Linked DNA regions of Homo sapiens: all the other regions are linked to region 3. The links are chromatin contacts, found by Hi-C or POLR2A ChIA-PET in ENCODE. All regions are on one chromosome and are shown on one strand. Each heading gives the region's core, a stretch centred on a gene start or an enhancer-like site at or near the end of the contact. The rest is flanking DNA. Distances are from core to core; before and after follow the strand shown. Region 1 holds the start of THOC2 (THO complex subunit 2). Region 2 overlaps STAG2 (STAG2 cohesin complex component). Region 3 overlaps XIAP (X-linked inhibitor of apoptosis).

Region 1 (2,700 bases), core at 30-2,529, 150 kb after region 3:
GGGCGGAGACGCTCTTCACCTCTCAGACGGGGCGGCTGCCGGGCGGAGGGTCTCCTCACTTCTCAGACGGGGCGGCCGGGCAGAGACGCTCTTCACCTCCCAGACGGGGTCGCGGCCGGGCAGAGGCGCTCCTCACATCCCAGACGGGGCGGCGGGGCAGAGGCACTCCCCACATCTCAGACGATGGGCGGCCAGGCAGAGACGCTCCTCACTTCATCCCAGACGATGGGCAGCCGGGCAGAGACGCTCCTCACTTCCTAGACAGGATGGCGGCCGGGCAGAGACGCTCCTCACTTTCCAGACTGGGCAGCCAGGCAGAGGGGCTCCTCACATCCCAGACGATGGGCGGCCAGGCAGAGAGGCTCCTCACTTCCCAGACGGGGTGGCGGCCGGGCAAAGGCTGCAATCTCGGCACTTTGGGAGGCCAAGGCAGGCGGCTGGGAGGTGGAGGTTGCAGCGAGCCGAGATCACGCCACTGCACCCCAGCCTGGGCACCATTGAGCACTGAGTGAACGAGACTCCGTCTGCAATCCCGGCACCTCGGGAGGCCGAGGCTGGCGGATCACTCGCGGTTAGGAGCTGGAGACCAGCCCGGCCAACACAGCGAAACCCCGTCTCCACCAAAAAAATACGAAAAACAGTCAGGCGTGGCGGCGCGCACCTGCAATCGCAGGCACTCGGCAGGCTGAGGCAGGAGAATCAGGCAGGGAGGTTGCAGTGAGCCGAGATGGCAGTACAGTCCAGCTTTGGCTCGGCATCAGAGGGAGACTGTGGAAAGAGAGGGAGAGGGAGACCGTGGGGAGAGGGAGACGGGAGAGGGAGACGGGAGAGGGAGAGGGAGAAGGAGAGGGACCCGATTATTTTCTTTTATCTCAGCAGTCAGCAGGGCGTAATGTAATTTATTTGCTTATATTTATGGCTTTCCCAAAGACTATTATTTCTCTATTCCCAGTGTCTAGCACATATTAGGTGCTTGAAAAATGCGTGTTTGTATTAGTGGTTAGGGGTAGATATTACGGAAGAAGATGAAGTCTACTTGTTGGCCTGTGGATGGCATTTCTCTGTTCTAATGGGAAGTAAGGCCGAAGACTTCGGAGGGCGCAACCCGTGTAGTAACCTCGCAAAGGGGCCCGCGAGTCTCCACGTCGTTGGCTGCCTTGCCTCGGGTTTCCGCTGGGTGGAGAGGAAAGTGGGGCGGGAAATCGAAAAACGAACTCTCAGCTCCCGGCATTCCTCGTGGGCGGTGCTCCCCTTTGACCCTTCGCTCGCGTGCTACACATCCGGGCTTCTGCTACTAGTGAGAGGAAGATGGCGGCCGCGGCTGTGGTGGTTCCCGCAGAGTGGATAAAGAACTGGGAGAAATCAGGGAGAGGCGAATTGTGAGTGTTCGGGCCGGAGGCAGGCGCACTGCCGGGCCGGGCCAGGGCGTCAGCTGCACTCTCACCTGTAGTGGGAGGTTGAGGGGGAAAGATGTACCCCCTCCCCCACCCGGGCGGCGGGCGTGGATGGTCGTCTAGGAGTTTCGAACTCGGGGAGAGGTGCTGTTTACCGCCGCGGACCTCCTTCCTTCCCTGGCCTCCCAGAAATCGCTACTGCCTGCGGTAGCTCGGCTTCCTTTAGCCTCTTAGTAGAACTCTTATTCCGCCCCTGCAGGTCTCCGCGCTCCCTCTTGGTCTCTTTTTGTGTCCCCCTCTTCGCTTGATCTCACTTGGCTCCTTTATCTTTATGGGGCTGAGCCGGGGCAATTCGGACTTTCCATCTCTCTCTGTGCCATTTCTTCACTCTGCACCCGTTGGACTCCGCAGTTTGGAGCTTGGCGCCTCCTCTGCCTGAAGTCCAAGGAGGGCGAACCGTCCCGGATTCCCCTCCCCTCCTCTTCGCCCGCTGCCGCGAAGCCCGGGGCGCCGCGAAGAACCCGGTTTGGCACCTCTCGCCCTCCCGGGGAGCGGTCTCTCGACTGTCCCGGCCTCGCGTAGCGCCGTGGGGAAGTGTGGCAGGGATTGCCGCTTTCCCTGAAGAACCACCGACATTTCTTTGCTCCGTCTTTTCACCTTAGAGCTATTTCGGGTTGGATTCAACTTTCGTCATTAAATGTTCCCTAAACCCCATTTTATCCTGGGACTGCAACTAATTCTGGCAGCTCTCCAAGCTTCTCCAGTACCTAGGATAACGCGTTTCCTTTAGTCGTGAAACTTTCCCCCGTAACACCGAAAACAGTAATTTGCCATACCCCTAGTCTTCTCGCCCCCACGTTAGAGCGCTCCCTCCTCCCCTTCCCCTGGAAGGAGTCGTTTAAGCAGCAAAGCAAACCTCAGATATAAGAACAAATATTAATAACATCTCATTTCCTTCTCTGGGTCGCTTTTAGATGCTAAAGCTCAACCCTGGATGAAATTAACCCTCGTTAGCCATTTTTGTCGTCCTTGCCCACCCCTCTCCATTTCTAGTAGCCAGTTTACCGTGGCTCATGCTAAAGATTCAAATCTTTGTAACTTCGTTACTTGGAACGAAACACGAGGAACGCGTTGCCGGATCCCGCGCTTGTAATAGTGCCAGCCTATGTGGCTTCCTCCCCCGCACCCCCCGCACTGCTGTATGAAGTCTTAACAGTGTGAGCTCTAGAATTCCCTAAATAAGCGGCTGTCTTAGCCACTTAAGTAGCTGAGTGACCTTGGGTAAGTTCCTTAACCACTTGGACTG
Region 2 (2,765 bases), core at 266-2,765, 190 kb before region 3:
TCATAGAAACATCACAACTGAGAGAAAAAACGAAAATGACATTCTTCTTTTTCTTCTAAGTAAACTTGACACAAAATTATAAAGGCATCTATTTTTTCACAGTAATAAATGCACTAGGACAATAAAATACTTAAATGACAAGAAGATCAGAAGGACAATACCTAAAGGACAAAATCTAAGTACCTTAAACATATATCATCATGAAGACATATGACACTAATCACAGATAAACAGGGAAAAACCCTCTGAAAAATGACTAGATATGCTGGTCCCATTTGGATATCAACATCTATTAATATACTTTTCAACTTAGGGTAACTTAACTTTCGAAAAATTTTACCAGTCTTACTACAGGAAACATAAAATTGCTTACACATTACTCAATCTACTGTGTTGAACTCTAGTTCTCTCAAAAAAGCACTTGTTTTTAAACTATAACTCTTCTACAAAGTAATTAAATTTAATTAAACCATTGCTTGATTTTAATTTGTCCTAATCAAAATTATATTCAGCCAAGAGTAGAGCTATTAAAATTTTTAACTAAGAATGTAATCATCGTACATCAACATATTTGCACAAACCTCCAATTAGTAAAACTTAATAAGCCCGGAATAACAATATACACCAAATAAAAGTTAAATGAGTAATTAATAAAACAAGAAAACTAGAAATCACAAAGTCCATATGATCTTACAGCATTAATGATAAAAGTGATGTGGAAAAGGCTAATGGCATTAATTTGACAATTATGAATTTTTATTTTAATCAAAAAAACTGAATGTAAATATATATTTCTGGAAAAAATAACAATCACAACAAAAATACAAGTGTATTTAAGTACTATGCACTAAGCCTCTTTGGAAATACAAGAGAAAACACAGGAAACTCCAACAGTAGCAGCGGCTATAATAATAATAACTTATTAAAGTTTTATAATATCAAAACCCAGACTGGATGTGTGGCTCACGCCTGTAATCCCAGCACTTTGCAAGGCCGAGGTGAGTGGATCACCTGAGGTCAGGAATTCGAGACCAGCCTGGCCAATGTGGTGAAACCCCATCTCTACTAAAAATACAAAAATTAGCCTGGTACAGTGGCACACGCCTATAGTCCCAGCTACTCAGAAGACTGAGGCCGGAGAATCGCTTGAACCTGGGAGGCAGAAGCTGCAGTGAGCCGAGATCGTACCACTGCGCTCCAGCCTGGGCAACAGAGAAAGACTCCGTCTCCAAAAAAAAAAAAAAAACATAATGTCCTTCCCTAACCTACACTGCCAAAACACTTAGAAATACTCTACTTTTTTTAGGCTACCTAGTCTAAATCTAGCTCTCCTTTTCTGTTCCATTAACACCCTATTCCTTAACAGCCCTGGTTCAATAAAAACCAGGTAACTGTTCAGATCATTTCTCAAAACAAAAAAGATGTTAGTTTTGCTTTCACCTTCTCTGAGTCACAGATTCTTACCACTTTCCTATTTTGGTGGAGGAGTAGCCTGATGAGTCATAGAATGAAAAGCCTGAACATCTTTTCAAAATACTGCTAGGGACTATCACCAAGACTTAACACTTGGGTGACTAATTAGCTTACTGCAGTAGAGGGGCTCAACTGACAAAATACTTGTAATAGTTATAATATATACCTCTTGCAGAAAATCTTCAAGAAGCCGGTTAAATTTATCTGCCAATTCATCTATCAGTTGACTTCTTGAAATATCTACTCTGTTGAAGATTGTGAACTCTTCATTACAGAGTGCATGGTAAGTTTTAGAACATGCTTCCAAAACATCTGTATCTGTGTGCTTCTCTACAATATTCCGGATCTGTCGCAATAAGGCATCCAAATGCTGCAAAATAATAATATTTTTCATCAAAACTAAGGCATATATGATAGGTATAAAGTGACTACATGACCATACCACCATGGAAAAAATTTTCAAATACAGTAAGTCTACAACACAGAGCGTACATTTTAAGGTGCTTTTCTAATCATGATAAATAAATACACTGATCCATCCATACTTTTTCCTCAACTTTAAGGGAGATATTACCTACCTCATAGGGCTATGGTGAGAATGCTAACATATACTAAGAGCTTACATTAATCCACAGAACATAGCAAAAGTGTTCAATAAATATTAGTTGATTTTGTCTTATAATTGTTATTATCGTCTATGGCCATACCACCCTGAATGAGCCCAATCTCATCTAATTGTTATTATCTAGTTATCCACCCCCAGTCTCTATAAATGATCAGTGACATAGTCATATAATAGCTAAGAATGAAGGTACAGTTGTGGGCATGAAGCAAAGGGAAGCATCATTACCGCCATTCTGTAAGTCAAACTAAAGTACAGAAGACCTAAGCTATAGGTTTCCTTTCTTAAAATACGTTCCAAAAAAACATTTTAAGAAATATAAACAAACGCTATGATATAATGAACTGAATAATTTTTCTTAAAGGTTTTTTTTACACAAAATAATCTTACCTTTTCTAATCGTCCAGTGGTATATATTTCCAAATCAAAGTACTGAGGCAACTGCAACAAGTTAGTCACCTTTTCTGCATCTACAGAGTACTGTGAAATATAAAGATCACGTTAAAAATATCACAATAAGAAAGCATTATAATATTCTGTGAGGCATTTAGGGAAAAAAAACTCATTTCTTAGTAACACTATGATATTGACACAAACTTACTTTTGCTAATAACTGAGGAAGGGCCACGGCAAAAAGCTCAGTGATTTTTGTCCTATCATCCAACTGTGT
Region 3 (2,700 bases), core at 16-2,515:
CTTTCTGGCCAGGCGCGGTGGCTCACGCCTGTAATCCTAGCACTTTGGGAGGCCAAGGCAGGCGGATCACGAGGTCAGGAGATAGAGATCATCCTAGCTAACACGGTGAAACCCCGTCTCTACTGAACATTCAAAAAATTAGCTGGGATGGTGGCGGGCGCCTGTAGTCCCAGCTACTCGGGAGGCTGAGGCAGGGGAATGGCGTGAACCTAGGAGGTGGAGCTTGCAGTGAGCCGAGATTGTGCCACCACACTCCAGCCTGGGTGACAGAGTGACTCCATCTCAAAAAAAAAAAAAAAAAAAAACTCTTTCTGTGGTTTTGTCAACCACAGAAAAAGGCTATATCCAGTCACTGCTATGCCCTAAGACTTCAGACCCGTGTCTTCAATCATAGATGTGGATGTTCTCCCAGGAACTAAGCATCCCCTAGGACTCTATATCCAGGATGGTTCTAGCCTAAGGGAGACACCACATGGCTTAGAGAGCATCCCAGGGATCTTTTATATCCTGGCTTGTTCCAGGCCTGGCTCACAGCACAGAACTATGAACTGTTAATGATGAAGTTTTTAGAAGTTGATGGTACATAAGTTTCAGGGAAGCATCTCAATCAAGTAAACAGACATGATGAGTGCAAACAGCAGCCACCTCATCCTAACAGTGAGACCAGCAACCAGGAGAATAATGTTACTGGGAACAGTCAGACTTCTGGTAGCTCCAGCCAATCTGCTGATAATAGCCTTCTTGCCTAACCACAGCAGATTGAACCAAACTTTGAGCCAAAGGATGAAGACAGTGGGGAAGGTGACAATATTATTTAAGATAATGGTGTGCCACAGAAGACTGCTAAAGCCATTCCTACCATCAAAAGCCTGGAATCGTTAACATAAACAGAACAAACTCATTCTTGAGTCTCGATAGAATGATTTTACTTCTTCTAATTAAGTGAATTTAGCAGTAGTACAAACATAGAATTTGAAACATATGCTCCAGATCAAAAACTCTTAGAAGATGGAACTATCATAACATTATGAAACCATCATTTGAATGTTTTCTGAATGAGGATGTCATAGGACTTGTAAATTTGGGTAGTTTAAGAGCTTTTAAACCTCTGAGCCAACGACCCAGAATAAGCATGAGAACAATAATATTACAAGTTTGAAATGTTATTAAAATAAATAGAAACAGAAAGTAGATTAGTGGTTGCCTAGGGCTGGGGAGGGGGAAATAGGAAGTGACTACAAATGGTTACTGGGGTTGTTTCTGGAGTAATGAAAATGTTCTAAAATTAGATTGTGGTGATAGTTGCACAACTCTGCATATACTAAAAGCCACTGAACTATATACTTTAAATGGATCTTATGGTATATAAATTTTATCTTAATAAAGCTGTCAAAATGTTATTAAAATAGTAGTTTGGTAACTGCATAAACTTTGGTGGATCAGAGGTGATTTTAAGTCTAAAACAAAGAGGCTTTTGCTAATGAAATTACGTGCTTTTGATATGGAAAATGGGATGTTAGTACATTTTCAGAACTAGGTGAGAGGACTAAGTCATTTCTGTTTGAAGTGGTTACATATTTAACCTGTTTCACAGAGCCCAGTGAATTTTTCCTTTAACTATATTCTTTAAATTCTTTTTTTTTTTTTTTCTTTGAGACGGAGTCTCGCTCCCAGGCTGGAGTGCAGTGGCGCGATCTCGGCTCACTGCAAGCTCCGCCTCCCGGGTTCACGCCATTCTTCTGCCTCAGTCACCCGAGTAGCTGGGACTACAGGCGCCCGCCACCACGCCCGGCTAATTTTTTTGTATTTTTAGTAGAGACGGGGTTTCACCGTGTTAGCCAGGATGGTCTCGACCTCCTGACCTCGTGATCCACCCGCCTCAGCCTCCCAAAGTGTTGGCATTACAGGTGTGAGCCACCGTGCGTGGCTATATTCTTTAAATTCTAATGAGAAAAAGTTTGATTCTATCTCTTGGTACTGGAGGACCTCAGTTCTTATGTTCCCAGTATTCTTATTTCTAATGTTGTTCTTCTGTTGCTAATTGTAACAAATCACTTTCTGGAATGCTTTTAAGAAATTAAGCCAATTACTATTTTTAGGAGTTGCTTTCCATGTTATGAAGCACTTGAAGCTATGTTCCTGAATTACAAAATTCTCTGACAGTTGTTCACATTGGTGTTTGTACATCCTGTAGCTTATATATTTAAAAACTAATTCCAAACAGGTATAGTTTGTGTTGTAAAAAGCAGTTAATGGCCGGGCGTGGTGGCTCATGCCTGTAATCCCAGCACTTTGGGAGGCCGAGGCAGGCGGATCACTTGAGGTCAGGAGTTTGAAACCAGCCTGGCCAACATGGCGAAAACCCCATCTCTACTAAAAATACAAAAAGTAGTCAGGCGTGGTGGTGCATGCCTATAATCCCAGTTACTCAGGAGGCTGAGATATGAGAATTACTTGAACCCAGAAGGCGGGGGTTGCAGTGAGCCCAGATCATGCCACTGTACTCCAGCCTGGGTGACAGAGCAAAACTCTGTCTCAAAAAAAAAAAAAAAGGCAATTAATTCACTGACTCTGGTAATATGAGACTCTCTCCTTTAACATTCTTGTATTTACTCCTAATTTCACTAGAAAGCATTCCCTGTGTTTTGTGTGTCCATATGTACATTGGAATGCTTTTGTACTCTTTTAATGTATTCAAGT

Evidence for each region. A loop is a pair of places that touch in the nucleus more often than their neighbours do. ChIA-PET counts read pairs that join two places held with the same protein, here RNA polymerase II (POLR2A). Pooled maps may share reads with other maps.
Region 1: a loop to region 3 is called in a pooled map, with 4 times the contacts of the local background. The contact joins the promoter of THOC2 here to the enhancer-like site in region 3. A Hi-C loop is called at or near these places in 2 of 168 maps with a recorded cell type or tissue (CD4-positive, alpha-beta T cell and CD4-positive, alpha-beta memory T cell), 6 of 37 single-sample maps with no recorded cell type and 11 of 50 pooled maps. POLR2A ChIA-PET finds 5 or more read pairs at or near these places in 6 of 52 experiments (OCI-LY7, activated CD4-positive, alpha-beta T cell, activated T-cell and 2 more).
Region 2: a pooled map shows a loop between it and region 3 (4-fold over the local background). The contact joins two enhancer-like sites. A Hi-C loop is called at or near these places in 2 of 168 maps with a recorded cell type or tissue (CD4-positive, alpha-beta memory T cell and CD8-positive, alpha-beta T cell), 1 of 37 single-sample maps with no recorded cell type and 9 of 50 pooled maps. POLR2A ChIA-PET finds 5 or more read pairs at or near these places in 3 of 52 experiments (GM10248, activated T-cell and activated naive CD4-positive, alpha-beta T cell).

Annotation. Positions count from the first base shown.
Region 1 is chrX:123,731,631-123,734,330 of GRCh38, reverse strand. It overlaps THOC2 (THO complex subunit 2), which reads left to right and starts at 1,279. Exons shown (of 39, transcript NM_001081550.2): 1 at 1,279-1,379. The coding sequence starts at 1,309. RefSeq lists an enhancer at 1,264-1,343.
Region 2 is chrX:124,062,926-124,065,690 of GRCh38, reverse strand. It overlaps STAG2 (STAG2 cohesin complex component), which reads right to left. Exons shown (of 35, transcript NM_001042750.2): 18 at 2,697-2,765; 19 at 2,486-2,575; 20 at 1,640-1,843. Among named protein-coding and RNA genes, the nearest start is that of STAG2, 100 kb to the right of the region's middle. Within about 2 kb of position 1,515, at least 2 of the 41 ENCODE cell types and tissues checked have a DNase peak (open chromatin) inside an H3K27ac peak, as active enhancers do; they include CD8-positive, alpha-beta T cell, where a contact is called at or near this core.
Region 3 is chrX:123,876,921-123,879,620 of GRCh38, reverse strand. The region is part of intron 1 of XIAP (X-linked inhibitor of apoptosis); the gene reads right to left. It also overlaps the pseudogene PARD6BP1. Among named protein-coding and RNA genes, the nearest start is that of XIAP, 18 kb to the right of the region's middle. Within about 2 kb of position 1,265, at least 5 of the 41 ENCODE cell types and tissues checked have a DNase peak (open chromatin) inside an H3K27ac peak, as active enhancers do; they include CD8-positive, alpha-beta T cell and OCI-LY7, where a contact is called at or near this core.